Regions from separate parts of the Homo sapiens genome. Here all the other regions are linked to region 1. The links are chromatin contacts, found by Hi-C or POLR2A ChIA-PET in ENCODE. All regions are on one chromosome and are shown on one strand. Each heading gives the region's core, a stretch centred on a gene start or an enhancer-like site at or near the end of the contact. The rest is flanking DNA. Distances are from core to core; before and after follow the strand shown. Region 1 holds the start of MAGED1 (MAGE family member D1). Region 2 holds the start of EBP (EBP cholestenol delta-isomerase). Region 3 holds the start of RBM10 (RNA binding motif protein 10). Region 4 holds the start of HDAC6 (histone deacetylase 6).

Region 1 (2,942 bases), core at 1-2,500:
TACTAAACATGTGGCAGGGGTGAAGTAGGGCAAGGGCAAAATGAGGGGTGGGGCGGTATGCGGAAAGTGGGCACGAACAGGAGCCGGGGACGCTCCAAGAGGCGTGCAGTAGCAGCTCAGGACGGCAGGCGGATCGCGGAGTTGAGAATAAGGGGGGTCGCACAGAGTGGGGAATGCAGAAAGAGGGAGGGTGGAGGCAGGAGGCTGGGGGAGGGGGTGACAGACTGCTCTACAAGCGTCAGGATTCTGGAAAAAAAAAAAAATGGTTCCTTACCCACCCCGCATTCTCTGGGCAGATTGCCCTGACTACTAACAGGGTCTCCCCTCTCTCTGAGCAGGGACTGATGGCTGAAAAGAGACGCCCCTCCCCCCCTTCGATAAACGATGGGAATTCGAAAAGCCCACGGAGTCTAGTCACTAAATAGGGTCAAACCGGATCCCGGCGTTTGGGAGACCAAAGAGGCCCGCGGGGAGGGGTGACTGTCGGCTGGGGAAATGGTGGGGTGGGGAGTGGAGATCTCACCTGGAAGCCGAGGAGGCCCGCACCACAGTCCATTTTCTGAGCCATGGCTCCTGTCCCTCTGGCAAGAGCGGAGCCTGGGGGCTGTGGGAGAGGGGCAGGGCGTTATACTACAGAGGGCAAATACGAAGGACCTAATTGGGAGGGGGGTGACTGTGGTCTGACTGTGCGGGCGGATAAGGTGAATGTGAGGAGGAACGGATCGGAGCGGTAAAAGTGAATGGGCGTCCAGATGGAGGTTCTGAACCCCGAGAAGCTACTGACAGGGCGAAGCTTCAAATGGGGATCGGGAAGCAGATGAGTTCTGAATTCGGAGCGGGGGTGCGGTTGGGTTGGGATTCGCATTTGGGAAGTTGCATGGAGGTTTTGAGTCAGGAGGAATCATCTAACAGTACAGATCGAGGTCAAGGAATCTGAGGATTTCGAACGATGGGAGGGATCGGACAGGGGTTTTGAATCAGGAAGGATCGGGAGGGGCATTGAATTGGGGTTTGGGGGGTGGAAGGGGATTCAGAATCCAGGGTGAAGGGATCGGGATAAAAAAAAATGGGGGCCCGCACCAGGGGGCAGATGCCCAGTCTGGGGGCTAATTCTCACCTTGCCTCAGGCCCCAACCCCAACCCCCTCGCTGCCTCCCTTCTTCACGACTCAGAGGATCGGGATTGCTGGGCTCGGCTCTCAGCAGCCGCACTCTCTCCTTGTCCAGGAGAAAATGCCAGCGCGGCAGCTTGGGCGACCCCGCCTCTTCGCCTAATATACCACCCACCGCCTCAGGACGTTACGCGCATGCGCAAACACTGAAGAGCCAAAGTCAGTCCCGCCTGCTTTCCCAACAAAAGCTTCGTCCTGGAGACCATGATGCGCATGTGCGCTGGAAGGCGGTCCCGCCCCCTTTGCCAACACACCACCCCACCACCAACCAGGTCGACACTATACAACAGCACCTCCCCTTCCTCTACGCCCCCTCCCCCACAGATGCGCTGTGCCTCTTGGTCCCACCCCTTGCCCCACACACCGGCCCCCTACCTTTTCCGCAATGCGTCTCTATTCCGTCCCTCCCCTATTCAAGGCCCCTCCTGTCAGGCCGGCTTGCATCTCCACCCCCTTGTCCAGCATGCTTAGGTCTCTGTTTGGGGTCTCTAATTGCAACAAGTGTTAGACCTCTGCTGAGGAAACGGAATGGCCTGAGAGGATACACTATTGGAGCTAACAAAGTAGTAGTAGTAAGTCTGTGGCTGCCACGTGACTCCATGATTTCTCCCTCACCCCCTGCCCGCCCCCACAAGCTCCCAGACGCAGAAAGAACGTTAGTTTCTTCCCTTTCTTTCTGCAGCTCCGGTGATGGACTCATTTTGTGTGTGTTGGGGGAGGAAAGGAGGGAAGGGCACAGCTTGTACATCACAGCAGGATTTGTGCTGGGGCTTGTCTTCCTGTCACAGCAGCCCTGGGAAGTGGATGTCAGCACCCCTATTTTGCAGATCAGGAAGCTGAGGCACAGATACATTGCATGAACTAGACAAGGCCACAGAGCCAGGAAACAAAATGCAAAATTTGGGTCTGGGTCTTCCTGACTCCAAAGCCCACATTCTGCTCATGCTGGCCTGGGGACTAAGGGTACCCCTCCCTCCTCCATTTGAGCAACAGACCACGGCACCCCATTTGTACCAAACAAGCAAAGTTTGTGTTCTAGGAGGCCCAAGCTCATGCTCTGCATTCAGGAGGACACAAGCAGAGGCCCCCACCCTCCCCCTGCCCTGTGTGGGTCCATCCAGGCGTGGGAATTGCTCCTTGGGGTCCACTCTGTGCTCAGAACATCAGGCCTCTTCCTTATCAGGGATACAATCACACTGTCCCTGAGGCCTTCCTGGTGCCCACTGGAGCAGCCAGGACAATCAGACCTGTGTGTCTGAGCCATGGCAAGCCCTGGTTCCTTTCAGGGCTGGGGCCTGGGGCAGCTGTGGTTTTATGGAGAGAAACTGGGCTGGGCTTCAGAATTCCAGGAATGGAGTGCCCAGCCTGTCTGTCTCGAGCTGTGTGAGCCCGCACGGGTCACTCAATTCTCTGGGCCTGGTTTCTCAATGTGCAAAGTGGAATGCACAGCAAGTGGGTCCTACCCAAGGACACACACGCTGCTATGCTTCCAGGATAACTGGAGAAACTCAAAAAGGCAGAAAATTAAATACAGATGTGAGGTGACTCAAATTAAACTGGTACAGTTCCAAAATTCAAGACAGATCTTTGTGCAGTTCACATTTGTTCTGGCATCAACTCATGCCAGAAGCCTGAACATGAAAGGAAGCTAATGCTAGGAAGGACTGCAGCATTTGGTCCCCAAGGGCCAACATCAGTTCTGCCTGGCTGGATGACTTTCCTCATCTGTTGCATAGCAACCTCCTCTGTCAGCTGCCTGTTTTTCCTCAGC
Region 2 (2,788 bases), core at 289-2,788, 3.4 Mb after region 1:
CCTGACCTCACGATCCGCCCGCCTCAGCCTCCCAAAGTGCTGGGATTACAGGCGTGAGCCACTGCGCCCGGCCTACATTCTGTTTTAAGACCATGACTAAAGGCCAGGCACCGTGGCAGGTAATTCCAGTGCTTTGGGAGGCTGATGCAGGAGCAGCACCTGAGGCCAGGAATTCAAGTCCGGCCTGGGCAACACAGCGAAACTGTCTCTAAAAAAATAAGAAAATCAGTCAGGTGTGGTGACAAAGGCCTGTAGTCCCAGCTAGTAGGTAGGCTGAGGCAGGAGGATCGCTTTGAGCCCAGGACTTCAAGGCTGAAGTGAGCAGTGACCACATCACTGCCCTCCAGTCTGAGACTCTGCCTCTAAAAAAGAAGGCCGGGCGCGGTGGCTCACGCCTGTAATCCCAGCACTTTGGGAGGCCAAGACGAGTGGACCACTTGAGCTCAGGAGTTCAAGACCAGCCCGGCCAACATGGCAAAACCCCGTCTCTACTAAAAATACAAAAATTAGCCAGGTGTGGTGGCGTGCGCCTGTAGTTACAGCTACTCAGGAGGCTGAGGCAGGAGAATCGCTTGAACCTGGGAGGCAGAGGCTGCAGTGAGCCGGGGTCATGCCACTGCACTCCAGCCTGGGCAACAGAGCGAGACTCTGTCTCAAAATAAAATAAAAAAGAAAAGAAAAAGAACATGACTGAAACACAAGGCCACAGAAAGGCTGAAAGCTTGTTCCAGCCCTTTAGAAGCCATATTATGATGTGGTAGAAACAGTCCCGGTCTCAGCCCTCGGGGGTCAAAGTCTGGTGGGAGGCACATGGGAACAACACCTGATCCCAGCCCTCCCTGGTCACAGTCTGGCGAGGGAGATACAGGACCAGGCCTGGTGTCTTCCTTCAAGGGTCACAAACTGCTCACGACCACCAAACCCAGTCCTGTGCTCCGGGGTCACGGTTTGGTAAGAGACACAGGAACCAGGCGTGGTCCAGTTGCACAGGTCAGCGTCTTAAACCGTTCAACAAAAAGCTATTCCCTCCCCCACGTAGTCCTGAAAACTGCAACTGGGGGACAGAGGAAAGAAAACGAATCAGAACTACAACCCTCGGTGCCAGCGTTTGGAAAGCCAGAGCCTCCCCGCGAGAGCGTGCAACGCCGTCAACCTGCAGGGAAGAGACGGATATTGAAAGGCCGGTGTCTGGCGTGCAGCGCTAGAACGGAACACAAAGCCGGTCAATCCGAACCAGAACCCTCCAGTCCCGCTGCCCAATGAGAAGACGGATCTTCTGTCCTCTGGACAACCGTGCGGTAGCTGGGGGTCTCGCGCAGGCGCAAAAGGGCGGTGGGGGGGGCGGGTGGCAAAGGGTCTCGCGCTGGCACGCCGAGGGCTGGCCGCGTAGCCGGGGAGAGCTGGGGGAGGGAGCAGGGGCCGGGTGGAGGGCACTCACCAAGGCGCGCGACGGCAGCGGCCTCCCACGCTGGCTCCGGGCTCTCTTTAGGCTGGGTCTCGCGCTCTGTCACATCCCTAGTTCGGGCTCATCCCCTAGTGGGTTCTCTTGCCTTACGGAGCGAGCCAATGGTGAAGCGAAGAAGGCGGCCCGTGCCGCTCCCAACCAATAGACACTCTCTTTGTACCTCTAGCCCCGCCCCCGCGCGTGGCGCCATTTTCACCTGAGTTAGGTTTGGGGTGGAGACTGGGACGCGCCAAGGTTAGTGGGCGTTTTGGATCCGTAGCCAATCTGCATCGAGTCCTGGCTTCAATTTCCCCATTCCCTTATCAGTCGATCAAAACGGGGACTCATTAAGGTCTGTACCCGCTTCTTCCGCTGGTGAAATTAGCGTTGCGTTGCATCCTTTCACCTCCGCCCTTTTCTAGGTAGAGTAACCCTTAGTATAATGCAACGAAACTGTTACAAGCAGATCACACGCTATACACTGCAACCACCCCCTCCCCAGCTCTTCAGTGCTCAGAACTCCTCAGTCCTAATAGCAGCGGTCATTCTCTCTTCTCCCGACCTCAAGTCAGAAGAACTAGTTAGAACCCAGGCCTCTCAGTCCTACTGACCAATTGGCATGAAGACCCTCAATCTCCATATGCCAGTTCTAAAAAGCCAATCAAACGCCTAACCACCAGTGGGCCCCCAGATGGAGCAATCAATCAGAATCCAGACCCATCCCAGACCTCCCATCCAATTAGAACCCACAACCCTCAGTCCTAAGGATAAATAGGCACCAACCCTTCATCTCTCTTGCTTTCTCTCCTCTGTGTCCCACTCAGAGCAACCAATCAGAATGGGGATCCTTCAGTTTTCCAGCCAATCAGGCCTCCCCCACATCCAACTATGCAATCTGTCCCTGCCCTGATCAAACCAAGCAGGACCAGGATCCTGCCATCTTCAGGCTCATCATCTAATCAATCATAAACTAACCATGAACCAATCACAGTCTGCTCTCTCTTCATGGTTTCCAGCTTCCAAACCTTTATCCATGCTGTGCTCCCTTCCTCACTCATTCCTATTCCCCTCTGAGCAGTGAAGAAGAAGCCTATTGAATATTTCCTACTTTTATTTGACAATAACAAATTGTATATAAAAAGGAAGAAGGAAGGCGGGGAGGCCCTGGATCTCCCCTTCTCTGTTTCCCCAAGCATCCCCCTCTAGGCCCCAGCAGGCACCACCCCCTTCCTGCCTTGTGGTGGGGTGGGGATTGACAGGCATGAAAATGGTGTGATTTTGTGTGTGTGTGTGTGTGTGTGTGTTGAGGTGTTGGGGGTCAAGGATGGAGGGGGTCAAGGAGTA
Region 3 (2,763 bases), core at 182-2,681, 4.7 Mb after region 1:
CCCTTTTGGAGGCTGTTCTGAACCACTGTGCTCTTCTATTGGGATGGAGCAGCAGCCACTTCATCCAACCCTCAGGGCTGTGGTGAGAACTCAGGGAGTCCTGAGAACCCTGTGACCCAGCCAGAGGTCAGGATGAATCCCAGATCTTCAGGCCCCACCCTCTGAATAAGAAGCAGGTAAAGCCAGGCAATAATAGCACCTGCTCAACACTAGGTTGCTGCCACACCTTTGCTCTATGCTCGTGCACACACATACACAGACAAACACACTCCAATTTTCTCTTCCTCCTCAAGCCACAGGGAACCCGAGTTACCTGCTCCCAGGTGGGCAAGAGTTAGAATCACACAGAGGCACTGGCGTCTGAGAGCACAAAAACCTTCAAGAGACTCTGGCAAAGGGGCCAGAGTCACACAGTAACATCCACCACAGCCAAGGGCCAGTCACAGACACGAGCCCCAAATAACTACGGGCCCACATCACAGAAGGAACACACAGTAAGGACCACAATTACACAGTGGGTCCCCTTTCCATGGATGAGCGTCAGTGTCACAGATACAAACTCCCCAAAAGAAGGGGCAATGAGTCACACACACATTCCCTGCATGCCCCTTCCCACCCAATAAGTGGGTTAGGGTCAATCAAAAGACAGTCGTCCCCCAAGCCCCGCCCCATGGATAAGGATCAGAGTCACAGACCGCCCCCCCTCAAAGGGTAAAGACCAGAGTCACATCCCCCCTCCGATCCCCCAGGAATAGAGACCAGAACCACAGAATATTTCCCCATGGACCGATAAACACCAGAGTAACACAGAGCAGCATCCCCTCTCCTATGCACAAACTCAAAGTCGCAGACAACCGCTTCCCCACTGATAAACTTCGATGTAGCCGACACAGTGATCCACAGTAGCCCACTCCCATCCGTCCCTCCCTTCCCCCAACCCGCATGCACCCATCCCATGTCCCAGTCGCGCACGCGCCTTTGCTCACACCAAAAAAAAAAAAAAAAAAAAAAAAAACCAAAAAAAAAAAAACCCTCCCGGGTTGAGACATTGCACCAACCCCTCCGTTCCGCGCATCTCCCCCGACCCGAAGTCCGCCCTCGCGCCTCCTCTACGTCCCCGCCCCGGGCCCCTTACCTCCGCCCCCACGACCAGCGTCGACGCTCACCTTCTCGGCCCGGGCTGTCAAGGAAGGGCTCCCAGACATCACCTCTGCCCGCCGCCACCTCCTCCAACTCTCCCAGCTCAGCCGGAGCCGGAGCGCGCAACAACCAAGTCCGAGACTGGAGGCAGATCGGGGGGAGGGGAGAAGCGCCAAGCGCGCTGCCCTCCCAGGGAAACTCACTGCCGCCTACTCCCAGCCGGCCACAGTCACCAGCTCAAAATGGCGACGACGAGAAGGGAGTCGGCGCTCCGACCACCATCCACCTACTAAGGAAGCGCGCTCTGGCCGGCCCCGGCGATTGGTCACCGCCCGCTAGGGGACAGCCCTGGCCTCCTCTGATTGGCAAGCGCTGGCCACCTCCCCACACCCCTTGCGAACGCTCCCCTAGTGGAGAAAAGGAGTAGCTATTAGCCAATTCGGCAGGGCCCGCTTTTTAGAAGCTTGATTTCCTTTGAAGATGAAAGACTAGCGGAAGCTCTGCCTCTTTCCCCAGTGGGCGAGGGAACTCGGGGCGATTGGCTGGGAACTGTATCCACCCAAATGTCACCGATTTCTTCCTATGCAGGAAATGAGCAGACCCATCAATAAGAAATTTCTCAGCCTGGCCGAAAATGGTTGGCCCCACGAAGCCACGACAACTGGAGGCAAAGAGGGTTGCTCAACGCCCCGCCTCATTGGAAAACCAAATCAGATCTGGGACCTATATAGCGTGGCGGAGGCGGGGCGATGATTGTCGCGCTCGCACCCACTGCAGCTGCGCACAGTCGCATTTCTTTCCCCGCCCCTGAGACCCTGCAGCACCATCTGTCATGGCGGCTGGGCTGTTTGGTTTGAGCGCTCGCCGTCTTTTGGCGGCAGCGGCGACGCGAGGGCTCCCGGCCGCCCGCGTCCGCTGGGAATCTAGCTTCTCCAGGACTGTGGTCGCCCCGTCCGCTGTGGCGGGAAAGCGGCCCCCAGAACCGACCACACCGTGGCAAGAGGACCCAGAACCCGAGGACGAAAACTTGTATGAGAAGGTGAGAGGCGGGGGGGGGGGGGGGGGTAGTGGGGACGGAACCCCGAAGGGGTCAGTCCGGGATCGGCAGATGGGGCGCTGTAGAGGACGTTCTTAGGCAGTAGAGGACTGCGCGGCCGGCGAAAGCCTAGAAGACTTGGGAATTTTGCCTACCTTGTGTTCCTCCTTTGTCTCTCGGTATCTTCGTTCCAGGGCCAGAGGCAGGATTGGTTTTATTTTGCAGACAGAAATCACACCTCAAGTGGACAGCGCTCAAAACACGTTAGAAGCAGTATAGTACAACGATAATACTAAACACCGATATGGCACTTGCTCGTTGCCGTCTGCATTCTTTTTTTTTTTTTTATAGGGACGAGATCTCGCTATGTTGCCCAGGCTGGTCTCGAACTCCTGGCTCAAGCGATCCTCTCGCCTCGGCCTCCCAAGGTGCTGGGATTACAGGCATGAGCCACCGCTCCGGGCCCCGTCTGTGTTCTAAACACTTGACATGCATTAGCTCATCTTATACTCGAAACAAACCCCATTTCGAGGTGGGCTCTATTATTATACTCATCCTACAGATGAGGAAACTGAGGCACAGAGATG
Region 4 (2,962 bases), core at 108-2,607, 3.1 Mb after region 1:
TTTGTATCACCAACTCTTGGCACACAATAGGCACTCAATAAATGTTTGTTAGCTACATAAAAGAACCCTTTCAAGTGTGAGCCCTACCTCCCCAAATCATCTGCTTCCAGTATCCAGGCTGGGGTAAGAAAAGATTTATTCTTGCTAATGGGCTCTAAGTGTGTGTATTTTTGTGGTTTGGAGACAGCCTGGAGGACCCAGCCTCACCTGTCATCCCAGAGGCAATGGAATTCATTTAACTGCTCATCCAACACCAAGCCAGTGCCAGCCAGTGCTTCAGCCTCAAGGTTCAGATCCTGCAGAGGAAAAAAAAAAGGAGACACAGATCCATTTTAGGCCCTGAGTCAGAGGGAACTGTCCAGGGTGGGGAACCTTTGGGTTTTGATTGTCATACGAGGCTAAACTGCAGCCAGGCCCTGCTCACCATCCCTTGCAGTCCCACGATTAGGTCTTCTTCCATTGCTTGGCCGAGCTTCTTCATTTTGCCTTTCTTCTTTACCTCCGCTAGATTGGGGATAGAGCGGGGAACGGCTCCCTTTTTAATATTTCGCTTCTGTGAATCAGAGAGAAGGGTCAGAGTCCAGGGCATGACCAACTTGCTCCCTCTCCCCCTCATCAGGGCGGGTCTAGGGCCTCACCGAAGTGACACTGGAGTCCTGAGGGGGCGACTGGGGGTTCTGCCTACTTCTTCGCTGCCTGGTTGTGGTGGAATCCTGGCCGGTTGAGGTCATAGTTGAGGAGGCTTGGCCCCTGCCGCGGTTCTGGGGGTGGGGGGAGGAGCGTGGGTATGTGAGGGGGCTAGTGTGCCCTGAGGACCCCACCTCTCTGCCCTTTTCCAGGCTCCGCCCCCTCTATTAGATTCCATTCCTTACGCGATCTGATTCTCCACAGCCTTCCAAACTCCGCCTCTCTCAGGCCTTCTCCCTCCACTCAGGTGGCCATTCTACCCGGCCCCGCCCGGCCCGCTAGACTCCACCCCTTTTACACGATTCTCTTTCCCTGGTCTTGCCCTTTCACGGAGCAATGAGCCCCCGGGCTCACACAGTCCGTCTTAGGGCCTGCCCTTTCCAACCAATCACCGCCCCTTCTACTCTCCTAAGCCCCATTCCCAGACCCTCTAAGCCCAGCCCAGACCCCATTCCTTCACGAACCTGCCCTTTCGGCCTATCTCCCGGGATAATCACCCACCCTTTCACTCAGCCGGCCCCGGCCCCGACCCCGGTTTCGACTCCACCCTTAACGATTCACTTAACTCCACCCCTTATCGGGCCGGACCGGTACCTTCCACTCCGCCAGATCCCGCCCCTAGCGTTTCAACCAGCCCCGCTCCTCAGGGGACTGCCCCGTTCCTTCAACCAGCTCCACCCCCTGCCCAGACCCGACCGCTAACGTTTCGCTAACCCTCTTCAGCCAGTCCCTAGCCGCCTTCGGTCGGCCTCCGCCCCCTTCCCGCCTCCGCCGTCGACGCGCTGTACTCACCGCTCCACTCATTGGACGCAGCCCCTTTCTCAAACTCCGCCCTTGGCTCGCTCCACCAAGTTTCTGGCGACCTGTGGGGACGCGAGCGCTCAGGCTTTTCTTTTCCATTGGGCCTCGTCTCTCGACTGCCCGCCCAGATCCCGCCTCCAGAGGGGACCGTGCCTCAAGGCCGCGCCCCTCGCGCGAGCCACACCTCTCGCGAGCTCACAAGCGGCGGGGCGGTGCGTCGGCGTGCTACGCCAGCTGGGCTGAGCCACACCGCGAGCTCACAGGCGACGGGGCGGTGCGTCGGCGTGCTACGCCAGCTGTGCTGCGCCTACGTAAAAGGCAGGCGCCGGCGGTTCCCGACAGGGCTGCGGTGCAAGCTTTTTCTTGCCTCGGCTATCGTCGCTGTCGTCCCGGATGCCATAGCCGCCGCCCCTCCGTCCCTGTCCAGTCACTTAGGAGCCCTTCGGGTCGGCGGTGTCTGGAGAGCAAGCAAGGAAGCGAGGGAATTAGGAAGGGGCATCTTACCTTTTCCCCGCGACTTCCCGCGCGACGCGCCGTGATGACGTAGCGCGGGCGGGCTGGTTGTGGCTGGGCCGAGAGCGAGGTTGCCACTGGACGTTGGTGGTGGCGGCCAAAATAGGCGTGGTGACGATGCTAAATGTGAGGATTTTCCGAGTTAATATTCACTATGGTGGTACACAGGAAACACTGGCCGAATATTAGCTATTAATATTCTGCCGCAATATTCTGAGTGGAAGGAGTCTTAGTGGGGGCAGGGAATGGTAATGATAGCAAGTATTATGTGACAGGCATCGTTGTAAACCACAATTCTATGAGGTAGTTCCCATTATTAAGGCTGCTTTGCAGATAAGGAAACTGAGGTTACGGGACTTAACCATGTGACTTTGGGCAAGTTGCTGAACAGTTCTGTGCTCCGTTTCCTCATCTGGAAAGTTGTGATAATAATAGTGCCCAGGGCCAGAATGGCCTTGAGGATGGGAGTTCTCATGGGCAGCAGCTCTCCCTATCTGCCCCCTCCAACGGGTAACCACTGCTCCCAAGCAGTAATAGAAAGTGTGTGTGCGTCTGGGGAGCTGTCCCTAGGCACCCCCTCTCCCCCGCAACTCCCACTCCATGTCTAAATGTCAGCTCTGCAGGAGGCCGGTTTGTCCTCCTAATCTCCCTGTCTCATTCTCCACCATTTCCTACCGGGCTATAAGCTGGGACCGGAGAGATAAGCAGTCCGGGGGTTCTGCATCAGACTGACAGATTGACGGTCTCACCGCCCAGTAGCTTTGCCCTCTGATCCTCTTGAAGATGTCCTGCCGCCTCTTCCCTCTCACCCCTCCTACGTGAACCTATCTTTTGTCTCAGCGCAAAAGAGTTGCAGACCTAAGACCTTTAAACCCCTACACTCACCAAAGAAAACACATACAATGATAACACACTACAAAAAAATTCTAGAGTTCTGATACCTGCAGCCTGATAGAGTAGG

Evidence for each region. Hi-C counts contacts between places; a loop is a spot of excess contacts on that map. ChIA-PET counts read pairs that join two places held with the same protein, here RNA polymerase II (POLR2A). Pooled maps may share reads with other maps.
Region 2: a pooled map shows a loop between it and region 1 (7-fold over the local background). The contact joins the promoter of EBP here to the promoter of MAGED1 in region 1. A Hi-C loop is called at or near these places in 9 of 50 pooled maps.
Region 3: a pooled map shows a loop between it and region 1 (12-fold over the local background). The contact joins the promoter of RBM10 here to the promoter of MAGED1 in region 1. A Hi-C loop is called at or near these places in 6 of 50 pooled maps.
Region 4: a loop to region 1 is called in a map of ascending aorta, with 5 times the contacts of the local background. The contact joins the promoter of HDAC6 here to the promoter of MAGED1 in region 1. A Hi-C loop is called at or near these places in 1 of 168 maps with a recorded cell type or tissue (ascending aorta) and 10 of 50 pooled maps. POLR2A ChIA-PET finds 5 or more read pairs at or near these places in 1 of 52 experiments (SK-N-SH).

Annotation. Positions count from the first base shown.
Region 1 is chrX:51,891,931-51,894,872 of GRCh38, reverse strand. MAGED1 (MAGE family member D1) reads right to left here and starts at 1,250. Exons shown (of 13, transcript NM_006986.4): 1 at 1,118-1,250; 2 at 524-604. The coding sequence starts at 568. RefSeq lists enhancers at 474-523, 744-793, 1,106-1,195, 1,836-1,955.
Region 2 is chrX:48,520,558-48,523,345 of GRCh38, reverse strand. It overlaps EBP (EBP cholestenol delta-isomerase), which reads right to left and starts at 1,538. Exons shown (of 5, transcript NM_006579.3): 1 at 1,439-1,538. PORCN (porcupine O-acyltransferase) reads right to left here. Exons shown (of 15, transcript NM_203475.3): 15 at 2,538-2,788. RefSeq lists silencers at 1,254-1,433, 1,494-1,723, 2,638-2,697.
Region 3 is chrX:47,143,889-47,146,651 of GRCh38, reverse strand. It overlaps RBM10 (RNA binding motif protein 10), which reads right to left and starts at 1,431. Exons shown (of 24, transcript NM_005676.5): 1 at 1,167-1,431. It overlaps NDUFB11 (NADH:ubiquinone oxidoreductase subunit B11), which reads left to right and starts at 1,950. Exons shown (of 3, transcript NM_001135998.3): 1 at 1,950-2,179. The coding sequence starts at 1,973. RefSeq lists an enhancer at 1,138-1,407.
Region 4 is chrX:48,800,462-48,803,423 of GRCh38, reverse strand. HDAC6 (histone deacetylase 6) reads right to left here and starts at 1,357. Exons shown (of 29, transcript NM_006044.4): 1 at 1,282-1,357; 2 at 639-761; 3 at 425-553; 4 at 208-296. The coding sequence starts at 731. RefSeq lists enhancers at 706-785, 1,416-1,929, 1,776-2,045, 2,167-2,962 and cis regulatory regions at 2,757-2,803, 2,506-2,962.